2 separate regions of the Homo sapiens genome follow, and region 2 is linked to region 1. The links are chromatin loops, found by intact Hi-C in ENCODE. Cell type or tissue: heart right ventricle. All regions are shown on one strand. Links, peaks and the distances in the headings refer to the core of each region. The heading gives the core; the rest is flanking DNA.

Region 1 (15,358 bases), core at 6,180-14,179:
CTTCAAGGAAATCAGTTAACACCTAATTATATCCACATGTAATATTTGAATTAGTTTTGCCACAAGTAGTGAAAACGAACAAGGTTGAGGAGGATGCCAACAGCACTGCGTATTTCTGAAGGCTTTGAGCAGGGCGATAGACCACAGAGCTCCCCAAGGAGTGGAGGACACCTTATTAAACAGGCATTAGAAAATGGTTGTATGTAGGCCGGACGCGGTGGCTCACGCCTGTAATCCCAGCACTTTGGGAGGCCGAGGCGGGCGGATCATGAGGTCAGGAGATCGAGACCGTCCTGGCTAACACGGTGAAACCCTGTCTCTACTAAAAATACAAAAAATTAGCCGGGCGTGGTGGCGGGCGCCTGTAGTCCCAGCTACTCGGGAAGCAGAGGCAGGAAAATGGCGTGAACCCGGCAGGCGGAGCTTGCAGTGAGCTGAGATCGCTCCACTGCACTCCAGCCTGAGCGACAGAGCGGGACTCCGTCTAAAAAAAAAGAAAGAAAGAAAGAAAAGAAAATGTTTGCACGTGAATGTTAACAAAAATACTAAATATCAAAATCTGCAGGCTGCGCAAGGGAAATTTACATCCTTACGTGCTTACATTCGAAAAGAAGTTAAAAGTTAATGGGCTAAGCAACTAAATTGAGAAGTTACAAAAAGAATATGCAAAGAAAGTAGGAGGAAGAAAACTCATAAGGGAAGAAACTAATAAAACAGAAAATAAGCATGTAATAGGAAGAATCACTAAAGCTAGAGGTTGGTTTTTTGAAAAGATGAAAGAATAAAAACTGATAAGCCTCTGGCAACACTGATCAAGAAAAAAAAAAAGAGAAAAGTTGCCAAAAAAAAAAAAATGGAGCTATAACTACAAAGGGTTAGTCCCAGGGTTCCACAGCTCTGCTTGTAAAAAGACGATTGAAATTCCACATTAGATCTCACCCTTTCACATTTTCATATCCTTTCCTCTTTGATTTCCATAAAGATAGCATGACCAATGTTTTCTCCCTTGATATGTAATAATGAAAAGCTAACATTTGTTAAATGCATATTATGTGCAAAGCACTATGCAATAAAATCCCCACAATGAGTCCCTGAGGCTATCATCATCATCTCCACTTTATAGGTATGGAAACAGAGGCTTGGGAGATATATCTCCACTTTATATATATGGAAATGGAGGTATCTCTCAGTTTGTTAGAAATCAACAAACTGAGGCTTTTTGATTTCTAATATGGCACAGCTAGAAATCAACAGCACCAGGATTTTGACTGGGCAGTCAGGGCTTAGAGCGTCTCCTGGTCACAGGAGCTGACAGCAGAGCCAGGACAGAATCTAGGCCTTTTAGCAAAAAGTCCTCATGACACCAACACTGCCTGTGTCAAAAAGGCAATTCTGAATGATGTTTTATTTTTTTCTCTCCCTCTCTAAATTGAACAAGGATGTGTGTTGCAACTCTGGAATCCATGGAGGCAATTTCGGTCCTCGGACACAGGTACTAACATGGCCCTGACCACCTGGGGAAAATATCCAAGGACCTTAAGGCCAAGTGGCCTCTAACTCAGGTCTCTCTCTGGCATGCTTTGGAAATGTCTCTCTAAATAGGCTTTTATCCACTGTTACTGGGCTAACCTACTTTTAGGGGCTTCAGGTTAAAACCTGAGGCCAACTGTGGTGCTGCAAATACTATTTTAATTGGAATGAGCTGCTTAATCAAAAGTTCTTGGTTCAGTGTGTGGTTCCTTCAAGTGCCATGATTCCTGTGTCACATTAAATCCAGGGTCAGAAAACTGTGGATCTCAGACTAAATTCTGTCCTACCTATTGTTTTCATGTGGTCCAAAAAGTATAGTTAACTATAGTTAAGAAAGGAATTATCCCCCATTTAAAAATGGTTAGTGAAAAAAAATCAAAAGGTGAATAGTATTTTGTGACATCTGAAAATTATATAAAATTGCAATTTTAGTGTCTATAAATAAAGTTTTATTGGAACACAGCCACATTCATTCATTTATATACTCTATGGCAGTTTCTTGCTTCAATGGCAGAGTTGAGTATTTGCAGCAGAGATCATACAACCTGTGAGCCTAAAATATTTACTATTAATATTTACAGAAAAAGTTTGTGTTAAAGTATCATTACAGAACTTTATTTTATTTTATTTTTTCCTATTCAACTTTTATTTTGGATTCAGGGGGTACAAGTGCAGGTTTGTGACCTGGGTATACTGTGTGATGCTGAAGTTTGGGGTACAAATAATTCTGTCACTCAGGTGCTGAGCACAGTACCCAACAGTTAGTTTTTTGACCCTTGCCCTTCTCCCTTCCTCCCTACTCTAGTAGTCCCCAGTGTCTATTGCTGCCATCGTTATGCCATGAGTACCTGATGTTTAGCTCCCACTTATAAGTGAGAACATGTGGTATTTGGTTTTCTGTTCCTGCTTTAATTTTCTTAGGATAATGGCCTCCAGCTGCATCCATGTTGTTGCAAAGGACATGATTTCATTCTTTTATATGGCTCCATAGTATTCCATGGTGTATATATGCCACATTTTCTTTATCCAATCCACTGTTGATGGGCACCTAGGTTGATTCCATGACTTTGCTATTGTGAATAGTGCTGCAGTGAACATGTGAGTGTATGTGTCTTTTCGGTAGAATGATTTGCTTGCTTTTGAATGAACATACAGTAATGGGATTGCTGAGTCAAATGGTAGTTCTGTTTTAAATCTCCAAACTGCTTTCCACAGTAGTTAAACTAATTTACATTCCCACCAACAGTATTATAAGTGTTCCCGTTTCTCCACAGCCTCACCAACATCTGCTGTTTTTTGACTTTTTAATAATGGCCATTGTGACTGCGGTGGGATGGTATCTCATTGTGGTTTTGATTTGCATTTCTCTTATGATTAGTGACGTTGAGCATTTTGTCATGTTTGTTGGCCACTTGTATGTCTTCTTTTGAAAAGTGTCTTCTCATGTCTTTTGCCCATTTTTTAATGCAGTTCTTTGTTGTTGTTGTTTTTTGCGTGTTTAATTATTTAAGTTTCTTATAGATTCTGGATATTAGACCTTTGCTGGGTGCATAGTTTGCAAATATTTTCTTCCATTCTGTAGGTTGTCTTGTCTGTTTACTCTGCTAACAGTTTCCTCTGCTGTGCAGAAGCTCTTTACCTCTCATTTGTCAATTTTTTTTGTTGTTGCAATTGCTTTTGAGGACTTTGTCATAAATTCTTTCCTAAGGCCCATGTCCAGCGTGGTATTTCCTAGGCTTTCTTCTAGGATTCTTATACTAATTTAGATTTAATAGAAACCCATAGCAAGAAAAACAAGAAAAAGAAAACATTTTCAAAATAAATGTTGTTTACGTTTACATATTTTTAAATTCTCTCTCTTTTCCTAGCAGAGGAAAACCCAATCATTGTGAGACTGCAAACACCCGGGGAGCTTACTTGGGTTTTATCGTGGAGCTGCTCTGCCCTCAGGCATTTGGGGAGAAGGACTCTGGCTCAGGCTGGGATTTTAGGAGCCAGGTTGAGTGACATAGTTGGGCTAGGTAGTTTATAGCGTTGGTATAAAGATGAGATTGGGATACCATGAGCTGGGAAGATGGCTAGGGCATTCAGTCACTCCTGATTCAAGACCTCCCGACAAGGTTCCTGAGAAAAACCTATGTACAGGACACAGCCTCAGATGAGAGGCAAAATGATACTTTGTAACTAGCTGAACTGGAAGAGACATGGACAAGCCAAAACAATCTTGGAAAAGAACAGTTAGAGGACTCACATTCCCAATTTCAAACTCACTACAAAGTTGCAGTAATTAAGACAGTGTGGTTTTGGCATAAAGATACATAAACAGATCAATGAAATAGAATTGCAAGTCCAGAAATAAACTCTCATCTACGGCCAATTGATTTTCAATAAGGGTGCCAGGATGATCCAATGGGCGAAAGACTAGTGTTTTTAACAAATGGTGCTGGAATAACTGGTTATCTACATGTACAAGCATGAATTTGGATTCCTACCTTATACCAATACACAAAAGTTAATTGAGACTGGACCAAAGACTTAAATGTAAGACCTAAAACTACATTCCTAGAAGAAAACACGTGAATGAGGAATGACTGCTAATGGGTACAACGTTTCTTTGGGGGGTGATGAAAATATTCCACAACTGATTGTAATGATGTTGTACAACTTTAGGAATATACTAAAACCACACTGGACTGTACACTTTAAATAGCTGAATTTTTTGCTAGGTGAATTATATCTCAATAAAGCTGTTTAAAAAGACCTTGTGGCAGTGGCCTAGATGGATCTGGGTTGATCAGCCTGATACTTTTCTGTGAGGCGTGGTGGCTTGGACAGTGGAAGAAAAAGCCATCTGGACCATCTGCACAGTGCTGGATGCCATTGACCAGATGTGGATGCCTGTAATGAGGACTTGGAACGAGTGCCACTATGGGGTTCTAATTGGCCTTAATAAAGCAGAAGCTGCTGCCAAGCATGAGGAGGCCTTGGTAAAGATCTGGAAGTGCTCCTATGATGTCTCATCACCTCTGATGGAGCCCAACCATCCCGTCTAAGGCAACACCAGTGAGAATGATCAGCTACCCTCCTGTGAAAGTCTGAAGGACACTACTGCCATAGCTCTGCCCTTTTAGAAAGAAGAGATAGTCTCCTAGATCAAGGAGGGGAAATGGGTGCTGATTGCAGCTGATGGCAACAGTTTTCGGGGCATTGTTGAGCATCTGGAGGGTGTCTCTGAAGAGGCTTCATGCAGCTGGACCTGCCAGCTGGTATTCCCATTGTCTATAGATTGGACAAGAACTTGAAGCCCACCAAGCCCATGTAGTTCCCGGGGGGGGATGAAGAGACTGTGCATAAAGCCATGGAAGCTATGGCTATTGGGAGCAAGGTCAAGAAATAAAGGCCAGCAGATAGATTACTGTCCCAAGGAATGCCCTCTCTGCCCATCCCTTCCTCTGCACTTCTGCATATGTCACACTGACCATAGTCATTTTTTTTTTTTTTTTTTTGAGACGGGGTCTCGCTTTGTCAGCCAGGCTGGAGTGCAGTGTCACAATCTCAGCTGACTGCAACCTCCACCTCTGAGGTTCAAGTGATCCTCCCGCTTCAGTTTCCCGAGTAGCTGGGACAGTAGGAATATGCCACCATGCCTAGCTAATTTTTGTATTTTTAGTAGAGATGAAGTTTCACCATGTTGGCCAGACTGGTCTCAAACTCCTGACCTCATGTGATCCACCCATCTCAGCCTCCCAAAGTGCTGAGATTACAGCTGTGAGCCACCGTGCCCAGCCGTAGTCATCTTAAGTTGTAGCTGCAGATGGGGGACCAGTGGCTTCCATTTTCCTTTCAGCCATTGTATCTCCTACACCCACTCCCTTCATACAGCTGGATTGGAATAGCGTCTCTGGGGCATGGGTTCTCAGTCCACACTGAGGGAAGGCTTCTCTTAGCCAAGAGAGTTCAGTGGTAGTAACTCTAGGTTTTGCCAGGGCTATGTTTACTAGGGACCAGCTTGAGAAGGGGAGAGGGAGGAACCATGCTAAGGCATGACCAATGAAGAAGCAAGAAGCAATGAAGCAAGAGTGCCTATTTGACCCCAGGAGCCAGTCCTGTGCCCTTCTGTGGTTAGGTCACTGACTTGGGCGGTGGGGTTAGTCATTTCAGTGGAAGATAAATGTAACCTACATAGTAATGTTAAAAAAAATCAACTATTTCCTCCCTGACACCACAGAAGCTGGCTTTAGAAGGTTGGGATCAATCTTCAATTAAGTTTATGTGTTGCATTCACACATATTTATATATATAATATCTATATATAAAATATAGATATAATATATATAATTTTTATCTATATAAAATACAGATATTATATATAATTGCAACACATATGTGTACATATATGTTTGTAAAAGTAAATGCAACACAAACTTAACACATAATTCAACACAGAAACTTAAATTTTGTCTATATATGTATGTGTGTGCATATATTTGTGTGTATGTGTATGTATATACACACTATATATATACATATATATTATATACATACACACACACACACACACACACACATACACATACACACAACCACTTTGGGGTTTCTAGTGGCAGTTGAAATAGTTAGTCCCATGTATGGTCATCAGAAAGTAAGCCAATCCTCACACCAACATGGGATACGCCTTTTGACTTCTAAGGGTAGAAGTGCATTCTGCTGTATATTTTAGAATCCCTCCCCTGCCTTGTTTTGTGGCAGTGAAATGCCCCTTGAGCATGTCCAAATGTGTCTTTCACTGTGCCTGATTTCTTAATCGTGTTCTACTTGCTTTGCCCTGTCACATGGTCCCAGCATTCTTTTTCAGAATAACTGTACTACATTTTTTTCTAGTTTAGTATAACAAAGGAGTGATATGCAATAAAAAAGTCAAGATGATAAATTTTATGTTATGTATATTTTACCATATTATTTTTTCAGAGACAGGGTCTCACTCTGTCACCCAGGCTGGAGTGTAGTGGTGTGATAATAGCTTACTGCAGTTTCAAACCCCTGGGCTCAAGTAATCCTCCTGCCTCAGCTTCCCCATAGCTGGGACTACAGGTGTGTGTCACTATGCTTGGCTAATTTTTAAATTTTTTTATAGAGACGAGGTCTTGCTTTGTTGCCCAGGCTGGCCTAGAACTCCTGGCTATAAGCCATCTTCTTGCCTCTGCCTTACAAAGTACTGGGATTACAGGTGTGAGCCACTGCACCCAGCTTATTTGACCAATTAACCTTATTTTTTGTCCCAGTCACAACATATCTTTCTGGGTTTCTTTGATAACCTATATAGTTTTGCCTTTCACAATTAGGTCTTTAATCCATTGTAATCCATTAGTGTTTGTGGTATGGAGTAGGGACCCAGCTTTTTCTTTATTGAGCCAAATTTCCTAACACCTTCAACTAAATAATCCATCCTTTTCCCCATGGATACTTCTTGCATATGTAGAATGATGTGATAAGAAGATAACTAAGTCTCAGCCAGCATCTGGGCAAGCTAGGCCACTAGGAAAATATCAGCAAAGGGCAAAGGGGCCTAGAACCCAAGTCTTTCCAAGGCCCTGGTAGAATATGTCCCTTCCAGGCATTCATTTTTCCAGCTTCCTTTCTCCTGGAACTGAATTCCCTTCTTCTTCCCCTACTCCAGGGGAGAAGCATGAAATAAAGAGTAAGGAAAGGGCTTACCAGAAATAATTATGTTCAAGCAATCCTATTACAAATATCTATTCTCTTCCCACCTCAGATACACAGGCTCCAAATATCTTCAAAATGGAAAATGACCCACAGATACGTTACGTATAATAGATAAGTCTGGAATTTCCCAAAGGGTGAGTGGTGGTCACAGGGAGGGAGATTTACTCATTTGTTCAACAAATATTTATTGAGCACCTATTGTATTTCATACCCCGATCTAAACTGGATTGGGAGGTACAAAGGTATCTTAAGTTGGGTTCCTCCAGAAGGCTATGATAAGGATGTAAGTGCTGGTAGTTTATTTGGGAGGTGATCTCAGAAAGCATAGGTGGAGGTATGGGAAAATGAGACAGAGAAGGGAAGGGAAGGGAGCCAATAAATGATACTTTATTGACAGGTTACTGTTATTGGCAACTGAGGTCCAATCTTGCTGGGAAATCCTGGGAGTCAGTATAGACCATGCTTCCATGCTTTTCTTACCTGAGGGTAAGTGAGCTGGGATAATTATATAGCTATTTCCACCTGCCATTGATTGAAGGTTGCTAGTGTGAGGGGTGCAGGGGGCAGGTGTTAACTCCTTGGTATTTCCATCCTGCCCCAGTCTCAAGTATTTCCATCCCTTGCATGCTCCTGGGGCCAGGGAATGCCCTCAAACAATGCTTGCAGTTGGACACAGATGCTTGCAGTTGGAGCATCCAGGGCACATGTGTGGGAAAGGTGAGTGCCAAGGGATATGGGTGAGGCACAGACAGCATCGCCTACAAGTATCTCTTGTATACCTTACATGTTAGTGGTAGGGAGATGCAAGGTAAACTAGCAAAACAATGAGCAAGATGTTGTTAAATAAAGATAAGTATTATAAAGAAAACAAAATACAGGGTGCTGAGATGGGTGGTGCTGAGGGAGATGGGTGGTGAGGGGCTTATTTAGATTGGGTGATCAGAGATGGCTTTCTTCAGATGAGGTTTGAACTGAAATTGAGGGACAAGAAGGGAGATGGGGAGCAGGATAGAGTATTCTGGACCAACTGAACATGTAGTGTAAATGCTTTAAGGTTGAAGACCAGTGGGTCTGGTCGTGTAGTGGAGAGTCAGAGGCTAGATGGCAAGAACAAGGGATAGGCAGGGAACAGGTGATGTGGCATCCTGTAAGCCACTGTAATATGTTTGGAGTTAATGTTAAGTGCAATGAGAAGCCTTCGGAAGATTTCATGCAGAGAACTGACATAATCTCACGTGAATTTTGGAGAATCCTCAGGCTTCTGTGTTGTGAATGGATGCAAGACGACCAGCCGGAGAGCTACTGTAGTAATCCGGGTGCAAAACAATGGTGCTTGTCAGGTGTACTAGTCAGAAGTTGGGGGTAGGGGAAAGGATGGATATGATACATTTTGCAAGTAGAAACACTAAGACCCCATTAGATAGGACGGGGTAAAGGCAGTAAAGGAAGGGAAAATTCAAAGATAAAGTTTTAAGTTTGAGCAATTCTATGGATGGCAGTGCCATTTACTTAGATGAGGCCGACTGGGGAAAGAGTTTGGGGGTAAAGAAGCAGGCTCTTTCTTTGTTTGCTGAAGGGAATGTCAGATCAATGGTTTTCTTTTCTTCTACTTGAAAGACGGGCAGTACTAGATGTTTCCATCTGATGAAAATGATCCAGTAGAGAGGAAGAAATTGATGATTCAGAAGAAAGGAGATAATTACAGTGGTATTTTATGGAGAAGAGGAGATGGTACCCAGGACACAAATGGAGGGGTTTGTTTTGATGGGTGGAGCAAGTGTACTTCATGCCTTGTATGGGAAAGAAGACAGAGTATGCAACATTGCCTCCAAAGGGTAGATTTGGAGGTGGAAAAATGAAGACGGTCAAATATCTCAATGACGGATAAGACCAAGCCTTCACCTTGCTTAGTGGAGGATGGAGGGGGGACTGGTAAAGGGAAAGGAAGAAAGAAAAGCCATCTTCCCTACCCCACCCCCCCACCCCCCAGCTATCTCCAGGTGTTATGTGCTGTTGTGGAGCAGATAGTTAGGTTGAACAAGGATTGGATTGGGGTTTTGTCAAATGAATTAAAAAAAAAAAAAAGGAGAAAGGATCAAGGGGAGATGATATTTGCAAGGGGTGTGATTGTGATGGTAAGCCAGGGAATCTATGCCGGGTCATGATGTCTGTGAAAAGAATTATATGAGCTGATGCATGTAGAATTCTCAGAGCAGGACCTACAATATAAGTGTTGAAAAGGAATTAGCTATTTTTATTATTAATGTAAGAGAAGTGAGAAAATGAGGGGCAATGCTTGATAAAAATGTAAAAAGGCCCAAAGGATCTGTTGTTAAAGAGATAGTTTCCTAAGTTATACCTCTTAACACCTCTTGTGGGGATCTCTAACCAGAGGCCCATCTGGTGATGCTGCTGTTGATTCCTGTGGGACCAAATCCCTAGAGCACCATTTCCAGGTTACTACTGAGCTCTCATTAGCCCTCCCCTACCTGTGCAGGTGAGATCTGCCAGATGCTCTGCAAGTGAGTACGTTCCTAATGATTAGTTTTCCAAATGAGTCCTGTTCTGGGTTCTTCAGGTCTACTGGAATGGCATTAAGGAGTTTTAAGGAATCCTGTCGCTGCTTTTCCCAGACTAAAGCCTTTAGGCAACCTCATAAGTGAAAGGCACATTAACTTCTGTATTGGCCTAAGACAGTGGTTTAGATTGAGAGCACTGAATATTTAGGGTGTGTGTATGCAAATTCCAGACTGTGTTTCTCAACAAGCGACAATTTAGGAGTCTTGATTGTTTTCTAGCTTAATCATTCATTCCCTGGAGGCTGTAAACAGAAGTCTCTGTTTACATTTAAATTAAATTCCTTCTAACAGCACCGTGGTAGATAGTAGCTGAGGTGCTTTATATATCCCCAGGGCAAGACCATGAAAACATTGTTGTCTCTCCCAGGTAAAGAAAAATGGCAATTGATTTATATGAATTGTAATAATAAATGTTTGGCTAGATTAATTTCTGGATCACATTTGAGTGATGACAAAATCAAACCTGTCAGCTGGTGCTTTAATGATGACTGCAACTTAAACCTTTATAATGCATGTAAACTGCTAGGAGCCTTCCAGTTGTTTAAGTGGCCACAAGGGGGTGATAAAGGACTGCATACTTACAGAAATCCGTCCCCCTTCAATTTCTTCTGTAATAGCATCATTCACTGGGTACCCTATATTTCGTTTCGACATACTTCATCTACCAAGTGGGCTGTTACTGGTTCCCATTCAGTGTGTCTGGCCACTCATTTACTATTCTTCCTGATGCTAGTATTGGGCTAAGCTTTTCTGCGTTTTTTAACAAGTCAATGGCAGTGATGCACTAAGAGTGGATGTTTATGGGGGTGGGCCTTTTCTTTTTCTTTTTTCTTTTTTTTTTTAACTTTAATTTTGAGACACAGTCTTGCTCTGTCGCCCAGGCTGGGTACAGTGATGTGATCTCGGCTCACTACAACCTCCGCCTCCCTGGTTTAACTGATTCGCTTGCCCCAGCTTCCTGAGTGTGCCACCACACCTGGCTAATTTTTGTATTTTTAATAGAGATGGTGTTTCACCATGGTGGCCAGGCTGGTCTGGAACTCCTGACCTCAGATGATCCACCTGCTTCAGCTTCCCAAAATGCTGGGATTACAGGTGTGAGCCACCGCGCCCAGGTTGGCCTTTTCTTACTTCAAGGAATTATACCTTCTACCAAATCCTTGTCTGGTGATGTCTTCCCCACAAAATTTAGGCTGACATGGATAACCTAGAAAAGAGGATTTAAAATACTCACAATACAAGGAAATGATAAATGTCTGAAGTGATGGATATGCTAATCGCCCTGATTTGATTTTATATTGTGTACATGTATCGCAATATCACTTTGTATCCCACAAACATGTATATTACATGTCAACTAAAATTAAAAGGGAAAAATAAATTTAAAAATAAAAACGCCAGGTGCGGTGACTCACGCTTGTAATCCCAGTACTTTGGGAGGCAGAGGTGGGCGGATCACCTGAGGCTGGGATTCGAGACCAGCCTGACCAACATGGAGAAACCCCGTTTCTACTAAAAATACAAAATTAGCCGGGCGTGGTGGTGCATGCCTGTAATCCCAGCTACACGGGAGGCTGAGGCAGGAGAATCACTTGAACCCAGGAGGTGGAGGTTGTGGTGGGCTGAGATCATGCCATTGCACTCCAGCCTGGGCAACAAGAGTGAAACTCCATCTCAAAAATAAACAAATGAATAAATAAATAAACATTTTTAAAAAGTTCTCTCTCTACTTTCCAGACAGTATGTTGTTCCTTGCCAGTGGACTCGGGATGTGGGGTCTGGGGTCTGGCACCCTGGTAAGAATGGGTAAAGGACACATGGAGACAAACTCTGGGGTTAAAGCTAGCCTCCTTCTGGACCATTCTATAGACCTCAGGCCTTCAAAACCCTCTAGACTAGAACAGGGAGCTGCAGTTGAAGCCTGAGCATGAGGCCTGAGATCAATTAGATTCCCTGTGGGGGCTTTAAGCTTCTTTTGTGCCTTGAACGAATGGTGCCTATCTATATGTCATTGCTTTTTGCATGAAAAATGTCTGTAGGCTGTTCACTAGTTTGAGATGAAGGCACCTAGATCCAGCATCATGCAGCATCAGGGCCCTCACCCTCAGTTCACAGGTGCAGAGCTATCTATATACCAGAGCAGATCTACTGCTACCCGTGGTGGGTTCAAAATCAGACTGATGACTTACCAGGTAAGCCACCTGACCCATGATGGTATCCTCACAAGCCGATGCTGAGTTTAAATTGCCATTTCAGTTTTTTTTTTTTTTTTTTTTTTTTGAGACGGAGTTTCACTCTTGTTGCCCAGGCTGGAGTGCAATGGCACGATCTCGGCTCACCACAACCTCTGCCTCCTGGGTTCAAGTGATTCTCCTGCCTCAGCCTCCCGAGTAGTTGGGATTACAGGCATGCACCACAACACCTGGCTAATTTTGTATTTTTAGTAGAGATGGGGTTTCTCCATGTTGGTCAGGCTGGTCTCGAATCCTGACCTCAGGTGATTCGCTTGCCTTGGCCTCCCAAAGTGCTGGGATTACAGGCATGAGCCACCGCACCCAGCCTTAAATTGCCATTTTAAGTTCTCCCGTGTAGCTCAGAGAATCCCTAAAGTCATCTAACACAATAATGCTGGGTAAGGAACATTGGAGGAGTCTGGCATTCTCTCCTCTCATCAGTATTAATTCCACTCTGAATGGTTTTCCAGGAAGGAAGAAATATAGCCTAATCCTCTGATTTATGGGTTTTTTTTCCATGCTTCCATTATCCAGATAAAAAGGAGTTAAGTGCCTACATGACTATGTGAAGAGTGTTCAATGCTGAGGCCTCTTTATATAATTTTGCTCCTGCTTAATTCTAGCTGATTCCCTTGGCCCTTTGATCCCAGACAAGCACAATGTCACCTGGCTACCTCTTGCTTGTCAAGTGATCACAGTCCACAATTGAGGACTCTCTTGGATTTAGTACAGCAGGATCATGCCTTTGTTTCTCTCCCAAATGGACCTTTGGCTTGGTAAGGGGAGTCCTCAGAAACCCAGTGCAGCTGGTGTGTGGAGGTGGTCGAATGAGGTTGCCTTTTTCCAAGCTGTCATTACCCATTCCATTAGGTGGAGCCAGGCTGGTGGCATACACGTGACACACAGAAGCCTGCATTACAGCTCCATATTTCTCAAGTTATTTTGGCTAACTGCCATCATGACTGAAACTAGAACTGTCCCTTCCATATGATCAGAGCCACCCCGTTTCTGGAATGGTTAAGAGAACAGTTCCTGTTACTCGAGTTCCTAAGCAGGTTGATCAGACTGCTTCCATGGGGTTTCCTCGGCCTCAGGAGAGCCAGGACTGAAAGGTGGAGGACATTGCTGCTGGCAGCACTTTACTCCAGGCTATGATTCAACCAAAGGTCTTAACTTCCTAATGGCGTCTCCAAGTTTAAAAGTCTAGGGATAAACCTATTTGTCTTCTACTTGGTATTACGCATTGTGCACCCTGAAGTATAAACCACTAAAGAAACTGCAGATCAAGACCTTCCAACATGGAAGACACAGAGAGATATCCAGTTTGGCTACTGCCAGTTTGCTGCATCTCTAAGACATGTTATCTTTCCTCCACAGTTATACAATGCCTCCTCGTCTCTTTCTTGCTCTAAAGATTGGGACTGCCCCACAAGTTCAAAGTCCAATCAGGTGCTGGAACTCATAGGCTGAAGGGAAGAGAATCAGGAAAGGTGCTCTTCATGAAATCCAGAGGGAAGTTTTCCTTAAGCCTTTTAATCCCACCCACTTTGGACTCACACAGGAAGTGATTACTACAGAGCTTGTCTATGGGTCCCAGGATGAGGGGTGCTTTCTTTCCCATCTAATGTAAATTATTTTCTTGGCACTAGCTCAGCTCTCAGCAGATGTTATCTATTTAGGCAGCACTTGAATGTGGCTGTTAATATAAATTTCTGCTTTACCATTTCCACAGCACCCCTCAACAGGGTGCTACTATACAATATTACAGATGAAAAAGTAGGAGGTTCTTAGTAACTTGGAAAATTCTCCCAAACTTCTTGATCTTCTTCATCAAACTGTATTGATGTTTTCCAGAAATGTGCTTATCAAATTTGGGTCTATATTCTGCTGTATACTTCTTGTCTGTCTTACTGTATTGGAGGAAGGATGAGGTGAGAAAATAACAAACCTATTATTACTTAGTGTCTTTAAGAGGCAAACTTTGTGGGGGCTGATTTTGTTTTCCCAAAAACAGTATCACCAAAATATAGGCAAGGGCTCATTAGGGCTCACTGGCCCCAAAATAAGACTTTTTTTTTTTCCATACCATCCTCATGCAACTGTAGTAAGCTAAAAAGTTTGCCCATGCAGATGCATCTTTGCATCGGCTAAATGGTTTTAGTGGCGTGGCCCGTGCAACCAAGTAAATACTACTTAATAGAAAGGAGCCTGGAACTCAAGAAGATGAGCTGCAGAAATCTCTTAATTAAGAACTGCAAATTATATGTATTTTTAAGAGACAGAGTCTTGCTCTATTGCCCAGGCTGGAGAGCAGTGGTGCCACTTTGGCTCACTGCAACCCCCACCTTCCAGTTTCAAGAGATTCTGGTGCCTCAGCCTCAAGCAGCTGGGACTACAGGTGCACACCAGCTAATTTTTTGCATTTTTAGTAGACATGGAGTTTCACCATGTTGGCCTGGCTGGTCTCAAACTCCCAGCCTCAAGTGATCTGCCCGCCTTGGCCTCCCAAAGTGCTGGGATTATAGGCATGAGACACCGTGGCTGGTGGTTATTTCTTACACCACTATCACCCCTGGTCATTGTCATCTGTGGCTCTGGTTCACTTTGGTGAAACACATACCAAAATCATGATGTAGTAAAAGAAATTTCCTGGCTGGAATCTCTGGGCTGACACCCTGTCACTTTCTAGCACTCTTGGGAAATTAACCTGAGGCCCAGTGTTTTCCATCTGTAAGGCAGTGATACCATCAACCTACACTTGCAGGGAAGTGCCTGTGACTAAATATGCTTTATGTCACAAGACTATTACAGTATCTGGTACTTAGGGATAGACTTATGTTGGCAACTCAGTAACAACTGATAAGAACACAGAAAAGAACTCTATGTTCTAATACTGTTAAACTTCATACTCTTTAACAACATTTAATACTACAATCTGATAAATTCTTTGACAACTTTTACTTGCTTTGCCATGACTAGTGGCTCTGGCTGAATTTCTACTCCTGCTTCTATTCTTAAATCAGTACATGAAAAACACAAGCTACAAATAACAAAGGTTCTCTAGCACTGGATATAAGGTTCTCCTCTAAGCGCTGGGTGTAACAGCTGAAGCTAATCAGAAGGAATATATGCAGAATGAGAGAACTCCAATTAAGAAAGACAAAATGTGTATTTTACTTGCTTAGATTTGGGAGCATAATTGCTCACAAAGATTCATAGATTTTTTTTTATTGTTAAGCTGCAACGTACATGGTTTAATACAACAACAAAAAAATTTAATCAAGTGAAACG
Region 2 (15,358 bases), core at 4,931-12,930, 610 kb after region 1:
ATTCATAGTATTTCCTTATTAACTTTTTCATGTCTGTATGTTCTGTAGGAATATGCCCTCGTGTATTCTTGACAGTGGTAATGTGTGTTCTCTTTCTCTTCCTCTCTCTCCCTCCTCTTCCAACCCCAATCTAGCTACTGTTCCATGTAGGTAGGGATTTATTGATTTTATTGACCTTTCCAAATGGCCTACTTTTTGTTTCTTTGATTTTTCTCTGTTGTTGAAGTGTTTTCTATTTCAATGGTTTCTGCATTATTTCTTTCTGCTGTTTTTTTAATTTAATTACTCTTATCCTCTACCTTAAAGGTGAAACTCTATAACAGTGATTTTATGCCACTCTTTTTCTCTAATATAAGCATTTCAGGCTATCAATTTTTATTTAAGGACTACTGTAGCTCATAATTAGGTTTTAATTGTCATTAGTTCCAACTCTTTTGCAGTTTTCTTTTAGATTTTTTCTTTGACCAGTGAGTCATGGAGAAATGTGTTTAATTTCCAAATACTTACAGATTTTCCAAATATAATTTTATTATTGATTTTTAATTCCATTGCAGTCAGAGAACATATTTTATATGAGTTCAATCCTTTTACATTTATTGAGACTTTTCTCTTGGCCAAGCTTACGGTACATCTAGGAGAATGGTTCTTGTGCACTTGAAAAGACCGTGAGATCAGTTATTAGGTGAAGTTTTCTCTAAGTTTCTCTAAATTTCTTAAATTATTTTCTAGTGTTGTAAATCTTCCATATATTTCTTTTTAATTTTAATTATTCTAACAATAACTAGATAGAATATAATCTTCTATTATAATTATGAATTCATCTAGTTTTTTTAGTTCTCTCAGGTTTTGTATAATGTATGATTTAGAATTGTTATGCATTTTTATGAACTGAAAGTCCCTCTCTTCCTGAAGTGTACTTCAATATTACTATAGAGACTTTGCCTTTCTTATGGCTGTGCTTGCATATCTGTAACTACTCATAGTACACCTTGCTTTAATATTATAATTCTTTACATCTGATAGAAGAATCTTACAACAAAATGTTTTCATTTACCGTCTTCCAGGTCTTTGTGTTATTTTTGTTACCCACTTTATTTTTATATAAGCTATATATCCCACACCACACTGTTATTATTCTTGTTCTGTTATGAATGAGAAAAGCTTTTCTGTTTAACCATGTATTTATCATTTCTGGCAGTCTTTGCTCCTTTATGCAAATCTAAGTTTCCATCTCGTATTATTTCATTGTTGCCCTTCAGGCTGAAGGGCACACAGACTGCCCTAAAGACCTTCCTTTAGGGCAGGTCTGTGGGCAATGAATTCCCTCAGCTTTTGTTTTTCTGAGAAGCCTATATTTCACCTTCATTTAAAAAATATGCTAGATGTATAGTTCTAGATTAACTGTTTTATTCTTGGGGCATCTTAATTATGTTGTTACATTGGCTTCTGGCTAGCATTGTGCTTGAGAAAAAATGTTGTTCTTATTGTGTCCAGAATTGGTGGGTTCTTGGTCTCACTGACTTCAAGAATGAAGCCGCGGACCTTCGCGGTGAGTGTTACAGCTCTTAACGTGGCGCGTCTGGAGTCTGTCCCTTCTGATGTTCAGATGTGTTCGGAGTTTCTTCCTTCCGGTGGGTTCATGGTCTCGCTGGCTCAGGAGTGAAGCTGCAGACCTTCGCGGCGAGTGTTACAGCTCTTAAGGTAGCGTGTCTGGAGTTGTTCATTCCTCTTGGTGGGCTCGTGGTCTTGCTGGGCTCAGGAGTGAAGCTGCAGATCTTCAAGGTGAGTGTTACAGCTCATAAAAGCAGCGTGGACCCAAAGAGTGAGCAGTAGCAACATTTATTGCAAAGAGCAAAAGAACAAAGCTTCCACAGTGTGCAAGGTGACCCGAGCAGGTTGCCAATGCTGGCTTGGGCAGCCTGCTTTTATTCTCTTATCTGGCCCCACCCACATCCTGCTGATTGGTAGAGCCGAGTGGCCTGTTTAGTCAGGACGCTGATTGGTGCGTTTACAATCCCTGAGCTAGATCCAAAGTTCTCCACGTCCCCATCAGATTAGTTAGATACAGAGTTTCCACACACAGGTTCTCCAAGGCCCCACCAGAGCAGCTAGATACAGAGTGTCGATTGGTGCACTCACAAACCTTGAGCTAAACACAGGGTGCTGACTGGTGTGTTTACAAACCTTGAGCTAGATACAGAGTGCCGATTGGTGTATTTACAATCCTTGAGCTAGACATAAAGGTTCTCCACATCCTCACCAGAGCAGCTAGATACGGAGTGTCGATTGGTGCACTCACAAACCTTGAGCTAAACACAGGGTGCTGATTGGTGTATTTACAATCCCTGAGCTAGATATAAAGACTCTCCATGTCCCCACCAGACTCAGGAACCCAGCTGGCTTCACCTAGTGGATCCCGCACCGGGGCTGCAGGTGGAGCTGCCTGCCAGTCCTGCGCCCTGCACTCGCATTCCTCAGCCCTTGGGTGGTCGATGGGACTGGGCGCCGTGGAGCAGGGGGTGGCGCTCGTTGGGGAGGCTCGGGCCGCACAGGAGCCCACGGAGGGGGTGGGAGGCTCAGGCATGGCAGGCTGCAGGTCCCGAGCCCTGCCCCGTGGGAAGGCAGCCAAGGCCCAGCAGAAATCGAGCGCAGAGCCGGTGGGCCGGCACTGCTGGGGGACCCAGTATACCCTCCGCAGCCACTGGCCGGGGTGCTAAGTCCCCCATTGCCCGGGGCCAGCAGGGCTGGCTGGCTGCTCCGAGTGCGGGGCCCACCAAGCCCACGCCCACCCAGAACTCCAGCTGGCCCGCAAGTGCCGCACACAGCCCCGGTTCCCTCTCCTGTCTCTCCCTCCACACCTCCCTGCAAGCTGAGGGAGTGGGCTCCGGCCTTGGCCAGCCCAGAAAGGGGCTCCCACAGTGCAGTGGGGGACTGAAGGGCTCCTCAAATGCCACCAAAGTGGGAGCCCAGGCAGGGGAGGTGCCGAGAGCAAGCGAGGGCTCTGAGGACTGCCAGCACGCTGTCACCTCTCATTATCATTACTGCCTACGTATAATATGCGTTCTTTTCCTTTGCTTCTGAAAATGGCCCAATTGTCCCACGGAACTGATGTTTATGGCTTCTTTTGCATAAACATAGAAATTGACCCTCCCATTCTTAAAACTTGAGAAAGTTACATTTGTCTTATCTGAGGTCCTCTCTCAGAAAACCAACCATCAGTTCTTCCAGATAGTATCAAAGTACTGAAACTTACCAGATCACTGCATCTGGACAATGAGACACCAGACCTCTCACCCACTATGATTGCCTAACCAACCACCTGCTTTCTGTTGACCAACTCCTTTTCCTTACCCCTCCCTAATTTCTGTTTTCCCACACATGGTTACATTTCTTCCTTGCTATATAAGCACCTAATTTTAGTCACGTGAGACGGATTTGAGACTGATCTGCCATTCTCCTTGGCTGCAACACTTGAATAAAGCCTTCTTTTCTGGCGATACTCACTGTTCCAGTAATCAGCTTTCTATGTGGCAAGCAAAAGTACCTGGACCAAACCCCTGGCATTTCGGTAACACTTCTTTCAAAACTTTCTGTTTACCTTGGTTTTCATCAAGCTTAATATGATGCTTCTAGGTGTGATTTTCCTTGTGTGTATTCTGCTTGGGTTTGTTGAGCTTCTTGGACTTCTGGATTAATTTTTTAAACCAAATTTAGAAAACTTTTAGTCATTTCTTCAAATATTTTGTGGGCCTAATCTCTCTCCTCTCCTTCTAGGACTCCAAGTACTCCTATATCAAACCATTTGATGTTTTCCCTCAAGTTACTGAAGATATGTTTGCTTTTTCAGTATTTTTTTCTTTCTCTTCTTCCATTTGCATAGTATCTATTTTTCTGTTTTCAAGTTCACTGATTTTTACCCAGTTCCCACTCTATTGTTAAGCTCATCCAGTGAATTTTAAATTTCAAATATTGTAGTTTTCAGTTCTTGTATTTCCATTTTGTTTTCTTAAAAAATATTTTTATCTTTTTTGTTGAGATGTTCCATATGTTTACTCATTGTCTGCCTTTTTCTTTATGTCCCTAAATTTGTTTATATAAACTTTTAAAAGTCTTTGTCAGCTAATTGAAGCATGTATATTTTCCTGGGGTGTGCTTCTATTGACTTTTTCTCCCTCCTGATTAGAGTTCACATTTTCCTGCCTTTTTGCATGTCTTAAAAATTTCTATTGTGTTCTGGACATTGTGGCTGTTAATATCGTTGAGAGTTTACATTATGTTGACTCCCCTTAAAACATGTTGAGTATTGTTTTAACTGACAATTACTTTAGCGGTGACTTTGCTTTATTATATCAAGTCTTGGTTTTAGTCTTTATTTGGATGGTGATAGAGAATCTGCACTTTTAAGTTATGGCCTTTTTGGAATCTCAACTGAATTTTCAGGTGCTCAGTGAGATCATGTCACTCTGGCTGATCAGAACTCTAAGAATCACCCATTCCTGTGTCACCTCCATAATCTATTTATCTCAAAGATGAATCGAATCTCTGTTCATTTTATAGCTCAATAGCTCTTCTCTGTGAGGCCTTGTGGAGTCTCATGCTGCCATGAACAGTTTATTATTTGGCCAAAGACTTAAGAGGGCCCCAGTGCAGATTTCTGGGGTTCCTTCTCTGTACAATTCTCTCTCCTTGCTTCTGTGCTCCAAAAATTCCATTTGCCTCAGTAGCTCTGAATTTCATTTATGCGTGTGTTTCCTTTTTTTTTTTTTTTTCAAGGAAATAACTGCTCTCTCCTTGGGCTCCCTTCCCTACGTTAACATTTTGGAAGTGCCCACAGATGCCTTGGGTACCAGAATGAATGCACAGTTTACTTCATGTGTTTTATGTTTCCTTTCAGGGATCACAGATCCATACTATCTGTGGTTCAGAACATTAAATGTCTCTTTATATATAAAAAGGATAGTAATTTTAATACCCATTATTCTATCATGACCAGAATCAGAAAGTTTTCAAAAGTTAGTTTAAACATCTCTAATGTATATTCTCTATCATATTATTATATCATATATGTAGTTCTTCCATCACTGTGGATTACAGTTGTCCCTTGGTATTCAAAGGATTGGCTCCATGACTCCTTGTGGGTATGAAAATCTTCAGATGCTTGAATTCATTACATAAAATGATGTAGCATTTGCATTTAACCTATGCACATCCTTCTATATACTTTAAATTATCTTTAGGTTACTTATAGTACCCAATACAATATAAATGCTATGTAAATGGTTGTTATAGTGTACTTTTACATTTTTTATTATTTTTAGAGTTGTATTGTTATTTTTATATTTATTTTTTTCAAATATTTTTGATCTGCAGTTGGTTGAACCCGAGGATACAAAGAACCAACTGAATTTCCTCATGTCTTATAATTTTGGGTTGTGAAGTAATCATTAACAGAATTTTACCTATGGGAATTCTATACAGTGTAGGTTGAGGACATATTCTTCCAGGTTATTTTGTCTTCTCTTCTTCCAAGAGCCCCATGAGTATTACTGGAAATTTATACATTGATTTCTTATATTATTTACTTTTTAAAAGTTAACATCAAGCCCAGGTAAAGGAGAGAGCTGTGTTTTTAGTCTTAGTAGAGAGATTTTATTTTTCTACCTCTACCCAACAATATCAAGCATATGAAAAGAAGTATAATATCAGTAGTATTTAAGGAAATGAAAAGTAAAACCACTGTAAATAGCACTAAAATCATCATGGTGACTAAAACTGGAGAGCTTGATTATGACCAATAGCTGTTAGGAATGTGAAACAATGAGAACTCTTATTTCTTCCTTCAGTGTGATTTGTACAATCATGTTGGATAATTGGCTGGCATTATGTGGTAAACCAAAACATTTGCCTATCCAATAGTTCATCAATTCTATGACTAGGGGAATATCTAAGAGAAATAAATGCATACATCTATCAAAAGATAGTAGTTGGATAATTAAAATGTTTTATATTCATACAGTGTGGTACCATGCAAACCCTGAAATGGCCTGAATGAAATAATATAGAGCAATGAGAACAAATAAATCACTGCTGCATGAAACAACAGAGATGAATATAAGAGAAATAATACTGAGCACCCCAAAAAGCCAGACATTTTAAAAATATGTTAAATTATTATATTTTGATAAAATCCAAATGGTCATAAAAGTTGGAAAAGTAGTTATTTCTGGGGTCCTGTGTAGGAGTAGGAATTGACCATATAGGAGTATACTAAGGCCTTCTGTAATGCTGGAGATGTTCTATATCTTGATCTAGGTGGTGGTCACACAGATATACACATGTGTGAAAATTCACTGAGCCCTATGCTTGAGATGTATGCCAAGCCTCAGTAAAAAAAATTTTCTAAGTAGGTATTATGCAACAATCTTTAACAAGTAAAATCTATCTCTAATCTTTAAAAATATGAATTAAACTATTTTAATTTAACTTTGAATGTGAAATCAAAATATTTTAAAATTCCTCCTCACATTGTTAATTAAAGGATGGATCTTCTTATACAATCAAAGCAAAAACCGATTCCTTTAAGCAAATTAGACACAACTACTTTTATGCCTCTCCCAAAGTTTTATATTTAGGGCTTTTGCAGTCTGCAGGAACTAAATTCAATTTCGTACTTGAAAATCTTTCCCCTGCCAGATGCAGATTCTGCTGTTTGCCACTGATAATTTAAAGGTGCTAAATTCAGACACTTTCAAACTATGTTTCTCTAGAGATCACCCTTCTTTCTATACATGAAGCAATTAAAAATAAGCTCCTATTCTGTTGCTGCTAGCCCTTAGATATCAAAGTGGAAAAGTTGGAAATTAGATATTTTATAGGGTCAGGGAAAGAGTGGCTTTCGCCAGGAATTGCGCTAAGTTTAATTTATGTTAGATGAAAGATTCATTTTTGAAGCTTCTTGGGATCTGTGATATTTGATGATATTTTACTTTTTATTGCACTCTATCTGGGATGATTCCAAAAATTTCTTAGTACAGTTTTAAACAGTATCCATTCTTGAAAGTTTTTACCTGCTTTTATTGAATCAGAAAAAGTCAAAGTTCTTTTCCTTATCAACCATTTCTAAATTAACTCCATATTTAAAAGCTGGAATTAATTTGAAAGTAAAAAAGGACAGCATCCACAGTGTACACCTATTGCTTTGTCTTCACAGCATGGCCATTCTTTTGGAAACATGCCCCTGTTTCTGAGAACTGTTCCTCCCCCTCTGCCATGCAGTTCCCATCCAATATCCTCTCATGACTCCACCCTCTAGTCATATTTGCTTGTCCCAGAAGTAGCATCTAATTCAAGTGGGTCCTCTAACCTATTTATCTATCCATCTATTTATTTATTTACAGTTATTTTTGCATTGTGGCTGAGAAATAAATCCACTTCTTCCCAGTGGTTGGATTAATGAGAAATACTGCTCAAGAATTGTTGGTGACCATATTTCACACCAAAGCCAATACAAAGATGAGCATATATCTTATATCCTGTATAGTCTTTTCTTATTAAGCCCAAAGGACTTCCTGACCATTTGCCACATGCTAACACATTCTTGATCTGGTAAAATATGGGATGGTAAACTGTCAAAAGGAAAGGAAGGTAAAGAAATACCTAGGTTGCTCAACTTCCTTGAGATTATTTTATATTACCACAAAGGAAGACAGTGAATGAATGAATGAATGAATGTGATATTCTTGCACATAACTTTTTGCTGCTAATTTGAAATATTTCTTTAGAGAGTAGAAAAAGCCTTAAGTGAAGAAAGAGAAGCTGCAATTTGATGTTATCATTATCCATCATCTTGGACATAAGAGGGATGTAGGTTACTTTGGGGAAGAAGCACTGACAGGTTTGTACCAATGGCGCTTCATGGTGGATAAACTTTTTATTTTTCCCTCCTAATATTGGAGTGGAGGGTGACCCCCATATATGATTGCCCTTTGAAACAACTAAAGGATGGATACATCACCAGCCCAGAACCAATAAACAATGAAGGGTAACATTAAAGTTTTACCCAATGGTATCTTGCGTAGAAAGGTGTTGAATTTGGTCTAAAACCTCTTCTGATGGATATCTCTAACTTTCTAAACCTTGTCCTTATGACCTTCTTAAAGAAATCTGTTAGTTAATCTTGTTAACCCAGTTAAGATAAAAGGATTCTCTACTAATCTTTAGTCAACAATTCCCCTAAAGTATAAATATCCTGGTGTCATTTGCAGAAAGTCTGAGTAAATTCAGAATTCTCATAGGTAGGAAATATGAGAATGTGATTGGGAGCCTGGAAGTCATGCATGATTGGGCGCTTGTTGCTGAATCTCTGACATCTGGCTCAGTGCCTGGTGTGTAGGTGCTTAATAAATATTTGTTGAATGTATGAATCAATGGGTTTCATTTTGAAACATGGACCAGTAGTCTAGCCATTAAGTCGTTTTTCCATTTTTTATCCTTTGTGTTTGGTGATCTGTACAAAATTTTTAAAGGTAGGGTTGTTTGAACATTTTTTCCGAAATTTTTCTGAAAAGAAAAAGGTCCACTTTGCCCGTTAAGCAGAAAAGATCTGAGTGGCATTCTTTAGGAGGGCCTTATGTGTATTACAATTCTTGCACCCCCTAATGGCCATATATGGGATCACACTTCAGAATAAGAAAGAAACCAAGTTGGAAATAGGACCATATTTTCAAAAAATATTGTAATCTGGACCCTGAACCCGGGCAAGTACAGTAAAAAAGATGCTCTTTTTCAGAACTTGTGTGTTTTTTGATGACCACCAAGAAGGGACAGATTATCTATATGACTGAATAAGCTCCCTGTGAACTTAAGGATGAGGTCAACAATGCTCACAACACAAATTAACAGAAGCAATCTTTTATAGCCTATCTTTGCAAATCAGAAAGTCTAGAAGACCCCATTTAATAGATTTTGGAAGAGCCAATTTAAAGTTTGGTTCCTAGCATTTGGAGAAGTGGCACTGTCAGCCTCAGCAATCTTTCTAGCGCACCAGGAAAAAATGCAACTTGTTTGGATAGAGCAAGAGTATGGTGGAAATTAGTTGACATTTTCCCATTTCAGATTTTGCCTCCCCCCCTGGCCCCATTCTCCCTGGGTTTTTGTTTAGAAGTAAAACTTTTAAAAGTCATATCTTTTCTGCAATCCACCTCAGGCTGTCTTGATAGTTATTATGGAAGTGAGTAAGGGGTCTACAGAGAAAGGTCAATTAGTAGACAAACTTCTGAAAAGGCTGAACCAAAAATACAGCAGGCTGAATCCAAATGTATATATCTACCCCTCACAAACCTCATAAAGGTGAGAGTTAAAAAATAGGAAGACCACCAACTTATAAAAAGAAGAATAGGAGATTAGTCAAAACTGGAGATTAGGCCGGCGTGGTGGCTCACGCCTGTAATCCCAGCACTTTGGGAGGCCGAGGTGGGTGGATCACTTGAGCTCAGGAGTTTGAGATCAGCCTGGCCAATATGGTGAAACCCCGTCTCTACTAAAAATACAAAAATTAGCTGGGTATGGTGGCCTGCGCCTGTAATCCCAGCTGCTCAGGAGACTGAGGCAGGAGAATCGCTTGAACCTGGGAGGCGGAGGTTGCAGTGAGCTGAGATCCCGTCACTCTACTCCAGCCTGGGCGATAGAGCGAGACTCCGATTCAAAAACAAAAAAACAGGCCGGGCACGGTGGCTCCTGCCTGTAATTCCAGCACTCTGGGAGGCCAAGATGAGTGGATCACTTGAGGCCAGGAGTTCAAGACCAGCCTGGCCAACATGGTGAAACACCATCTCCACTAAAAATACAAAAATTAGCCGAGCGTGGTGGTGGGCATCTGTAATCCCAGCTACTCGAAGGCTGAGGTGGGAGGATCTCTTGAATCTGGGAAGCAGAGGTTGCAGTGAGCCAAGATTGCGCCACCACACTCCAGCCTGAGTGACAGCGAGACTCCATCTCAAAAAAGAAAACAAAACAAAACAACAACAACAACAAAAATCTGGAGATTTTACAAATTTCCATAAATTTCAAAAGGCCAAAAGTGAAACGGTTACCTGATAACTGACTTAGCTAACCAGGTAAAGCATAAACCTGGTGCTGGAGATGGTAAAGGCAACAAGAAACATGTGTGAACTGTGACCCCAGAACCCAAAGAAGACACATGAATTAGAAACACGAATTACTTCTAAAGAAGTGAAGGTCTCTGTTGGGTGAATGTGAAAAAAAAAGATACAGTGATAGTTTAATAGCTGGTAGAATCTATCCATCAGCTCCCCTACTGCAGGGAAATCAGTGGTGTCCTGGCAAGAGAAAAGGAGAATTACTTTCTGGAAAGCCTTGCATAGCTGAGGTGAGATGTTGTGCAGAGAAAATTGGCCTCCATTCTGGATGATGAAACTTTGTGGGCCTCATTCACTATCTGATACTGAAATACTGATGGTCAGACATACGCATCTCAGAAAGGAGAGTGGAAGACTACTCTCTGGGGATACTGACCTTTAAATCTGTCTAAGCACATTACTTGTATTCAAATAAAATTAAACTAAAAGAAAGAGGGAGAGAGAGTTGATACATGACTCATCAGGAAGTTCAGCTCTAGTTACAATTTATAGCAAGCTACCTAGATAGTCTATGTTACTGTGGCTAAAAAGGTTGTGAGATGGGTGTGGGAGGATAGTCAGCTTTTTTGTGGGGGCTCCAGAGGTCCTCAGTAAGAACAGTCCTCTGACTATGCTTATATAAGAAGTTTAACTTCCTCTGGGTTAATTCTTTGGGAGGCAAGAATAAGGAATTTATGATAGCCCCAATTTTGTAGAAAAGGGGAACAACTCTTTTCATGGGAAATCCAAGAAGGAGGGATTGGGTATGTTCAAGGAAAATTCTCCAAACACATATCTATCTTTAGAGCACTCAAGGGTAGGGGTCCTGAATGTCCTGTTTTATTAACTTTGTAGTAACATGAAATACATGGCTTCTTATGTCTCTCCCAGAAATTTATGTCCCACTCTCTTAGCAGCTTTCAATAGAGGGAAGGTATAGCAGACCTTGTTAATGCCCCCCCAAATTCTCTTTACCATCTGGGACAGCCATTCCCTGTTTCTGAAAGATTGCACACATATGAGGTTCACACATGTGAGCTCTCCAGATTGCCCTTGGTTGACAAAAGCTGCCTTGCCAAGCCAGCGGCCTATCCAGTTAAATCCCCACCCACCGAGGGATGGGGTCTGAATGGGCTATGTGTCATTCTCCTTGAGAACACTTAGCCTTTATCCTGGAACTTTCTATCAAGGCTCCTTAAATGTCAAATTACTCAAAAAGATGCTTTAAGAAACCACTCCTGGCCAGGCGAGGTGGCTTACACCTGTAATCTCAGCATTTTGGGAGGCCGAGGCAGGTGGATCACCTGAGGTCAGGAGTTCGAGACCAGCCCGACCAACATAGTGAAACCCCGTTTCTACTAAAAATACAAAATTAGCCGGGCGTGGCGGTACATGCCTATAATCCCAGTTACTCAGGAGGCTGAGGCAGAAGAATCGCTTGAACCTGGGAGGCAGAGGTTGCAGTGAGCCCAGATCACACCATTGCACTCCAGCCTGGGCCATAAGAGCGAAACTCCATCTCAAAAAAAAAAAAAAAAGAAAGAAAGAAAGAAACCACTCCTGAGGCAGGTGACATCAGCAAGATGGCAAAATAGGAGACTCTGGACTCTCAGACAAAATAGACTTTAAGTCAAAACCTGTCTCCAAAGACAAAGTTCATTATATATTCATAAAAGGGCCATTTCAACAGAAAGATTGTAAATATATATGCACTCAACATCAGGGCACCTAAATATATAAAGCAAATATTGGCAGAGCTAAATTAGGGAGAAACTGACAGCCACAAAATAACAGTAGGAGACTTTGTTACTCCATTTGAAATAATGGATAGAACATCCAGACAGGAAATCACCAAAGAAACAGTATATTTGAACAACGCAATAGACCAAGTCAATTTTACAGACACATACAGAACTTTCCTCTCAACAGCAAGAGAATGCACATTCTCAAGTGCACACAGAACATTCTCCAGGATAGATCACATGTGAGTTCACAAAACCAGTACTAATACATTTAATAAGACCACAGTCAAACCAAGTATTTTTTCTGACCGCAGTGAAATAAAACTAAAAATCAATAGCAGTAAGAAAATGGGAAAATTCACAAATATGTGGAAACTAAACTGAACAACACACTCATAAACAACCATTTAGTAAACAGGAAGTCAAAAAAGGAGTTTAAAAATATCTCCAGGCAAACAAAAATAAAGACACAGTATACCAAAACTTATGGTAAAGCAAAGACAGCACTTAGAGGAAGGTTGATCACAATAAACACCTACATTTAAAAAGAGAAAGACCTCAAATAAACAAACTAAATTTATACCTCAAGGAATTAGAAAAAGAAGAATAAGCCCACAGCTAACAGAAGGAAGGAAATAACGATTAGAGCAGAAATAAATTGAAATACAGACTAGAAAAACAATAGAAAAAATAAACACAACTAAGTTTTAAACACAGATAAACAAAATCAACAAACTCTTAGCTAGCCTAAGAAAAGAGAGAAAACTAAAATAAATAAGTCAGAAATGCAAGAGGACACATTACAATGGATGCTTCAGAAATTAAAAGAATCATAAGGAACTATTATTAACAGTCATATGCCAACAAATTGTATAACCTAAAAAAAAAATTTCTAGAAACATACAACGTATCAAGACTGAATCAAGAAGAAATAGAAAGCCTGAACTGACCAATAACAAATAAGATTGACTCAGTAATCAAAATGCTCCAAACAAAAACCAAAAAACAGCAGCCCATGACCAGATAGTTTCACAGGTGAATTCTACAAAACACTTAAAAAAATTAATTCTAATCCCTCTTAAACTCTTCCAAAAAATAAAAAGGATAGAATACTTCAAACTCATTTTATGAGGCCACATTGCCCTTATAACAAAGCTAGACAAAGATACCATAAGAGAACAAAACTACAGGCTAATATCCCTAATGAAGACAAATGCAAAAGCCCTCAACAAAATAATAGCAAACCAAATTTAACAGCACATTAAAAGAGTTATTCACGGCTGGGCACGATGGCTCACGCCTGTAATCCCAGCACTTTGGGAGGCTGAAGCGGGCGGATCACGAGGTCAGGAGATCAAGACCATCCTGGCTAACACGGTGAAACCCCGTCTCTACAAAAAAAAAAAAAATTAGCCAGGTGTTGTGGCGGGCGCCTGTAGTCCCAGCTACTCGGGAGGCTGAGGCAGGAGAATGGTGTGAACCCGGGAGGCGGAGATTGCAGTGAGCTGAGATCACACCACTGCACTCCAGCCTGGGCGATAGAGCAAGACTCCGTCTCAAAACAAACTAACAAAAACAAAAGGGTTATTCACCATGACCAAGTGGGTTTTAGCTTTGAGATTCAAAGCTGATTTAATATACACACATCAATAAATATGACAAACCACATTAACAGAATAAAAGAGAACACCACACGATTATCTTAATAGATGCAGAAAAAGCATTTGACAAAATTTAACATCTAGTCATGATAAAAACTCTCAGTACAGGGAACGAAGAAACTTACCTCATCACAATAAAGACCATATGTGAGAAGTTCACAGCTAACATCAGAATCAGGAAACTTGAGCCTATTCCACTAAAATATGGTACAGGGCAAGGATGCCCACTCTCACTACTTCTATCAAACAAATTCTAGCCAGAGCAATTAGACAAGAAAAAGAACTAAAGGGCATTCAAATCAGAGAGGAAAAAGTAAAGTTATCTCTGTTTGCAGATGACATGATCACATATATAGAAAACCCTAAAGATTCAACAACAACACCAAAAATTATTAGAACTAATGAACAAATTTAGTAAGGTGCAGGACACAAAATTAATATACAAAAATCAGTGGTATTTCTATATGCTAACAAGAACTATTCAAAAGAAAATTAAGAAAAAAATCCCATTTATAATAGCAACAAAATTAATAAAATACTTAATGGTAAACTTAACCAACAAAGTGAAAGGCTTGTACACAGAAAATTGCAAATCATTGATGAAGGACATTAAAGAAATAAATGGAAAGACATCTCGGGTTTGTAGATAGGAAGGATTAAAATTGCTATAATATTTATGCTAACCAAAGTAATCTACAGATTTAATGTTTTTCCATCAATGGCATTCCCTACAGAAAATGAAAAAAATCCTAAAATTTATATTAATACACAAACTAAAACCTTTGAATAACCAAAGCAAACTTGAACAAGACAAAGTTGGGTGATATTATGACCTAATGTGTCTATAAATATTTGTATACATATTTCAATGAAGATTTGGGATATTTCTGCTTACTATATATTTAGGAGTAGCATTTGTGGGTCATAGGACAATTTCAGTAATTTTTAATTCTAGAATTTATATTTGAATCTTGTTTATGCATTCCAGTTTTTTGTGAAATTCTCTTTTCTTCAACATATTATTTACACAATTTTAAAGTGCTACTAACTGGCTCATTTGTGAAGCTGCCTTTTAAAATGTTTTAATTTTTATTTTTGTTTTTATTTTTATTTTTTGTTGGAACATAGTAGGTGTTTATATGTATCAGGTACATGAGATATTTTGATATAGGCATATGATGCATAATAATCACATCAGGGTAATGAGGTATCCATCAACTCAAGCATGTACCCTGTCTTTGTGTTATAAATAATCAAATTATAATCTTTTCGTTATTTTTAAATGCACAATAAATTATTATTGACTGTATTCACCCGGTTGTGCTATCAAATGCTAGATTTTGTTCATTTTATCTCATTATAATTTCATACTCATTAACCATTCCCACTATCCTCCACCCCCAACTATGGATCTCAGCCTCTGGTAACCATAATTCTACTCTCTACCTCCATGAGTTCAATTGTTTTAGTTTTTAGCTCCCACAAATAAGTGAGAACATCTAAAGTTTTTCTATGCCTGGCCTATTTCACGTAACATAATGACCTCCAGTTTGATCCATGTTGTTGCAAATGACAGGATCTCATTCTTTTTATGGCTGTATAGTGCTCCACTGTGTGTATGTACCCTATTTTCTTTTCTTTTCTTTTTTTTTTTTTTGAGATGGAGTCTTGCACTGTCGTCCAGGCTGCAGTGCAGTGAAGCTATCTCGGCTCACTGCAGGCTCCGCCTCCCAGGTTCACACCATTCTCCTGCCTCAGCCTCCCAAGTAGCTGGGACTACAGGCTCCCGCCACTACGCCTGGCTAATTTTTTGTATTTT

What was found. Hi-C counts contacts between places; a loop is a spot of excess contacts. Peaks named below come from ENCODE experiments on the same cell type or tissue, not always from the same donor. Only the 100,000 strongest peaks of a DNase experiment are listed, where the experiment ranks them.
Region 2: it touches region 1 in a loop (8-fold over the local background); 18 of 110 quality-filtered maps call a loop at or near these places.

What each region holds. Positions count from the first base shown.
Region 1 is chr3:40,312,284-40,327,641 of GRCh38, reverse strand. EIF1B (eukaryotic translation initiation factor 1B) reads right to left here. Exons shown (of 4, transcript NM_005875.3): 4 at 15,218-15,358. It also overlaps the pseudogene PGAM1P3. Among named protein-coding and RNA genes, the nearest start is that of EIF1B, 10 kb to the right of the region's middle. RefSeq lists a silencer at 14,710-15,004. In heart right ventricle, for the core only: a CTCF peak has its summit at 10,382 (motif pointing right); no DNase peak of the experiment used is centred there; H3K27ac peaks cover 1,632 bases.
Region 2 is chr3:39,700,808-39,716,165 of GRCh38, reverse strand. No RefSeq gene overlaps it. Among named protein-coding and RNA genes, the nearest start is that of MYRIP, 100 kb to the left of the region's middle. In heart right ventricle, for the core only: CTCF peaks have their summits at 8,458 and 8,658 (motif pointing left); no DNase peak of the experiment used is centred there.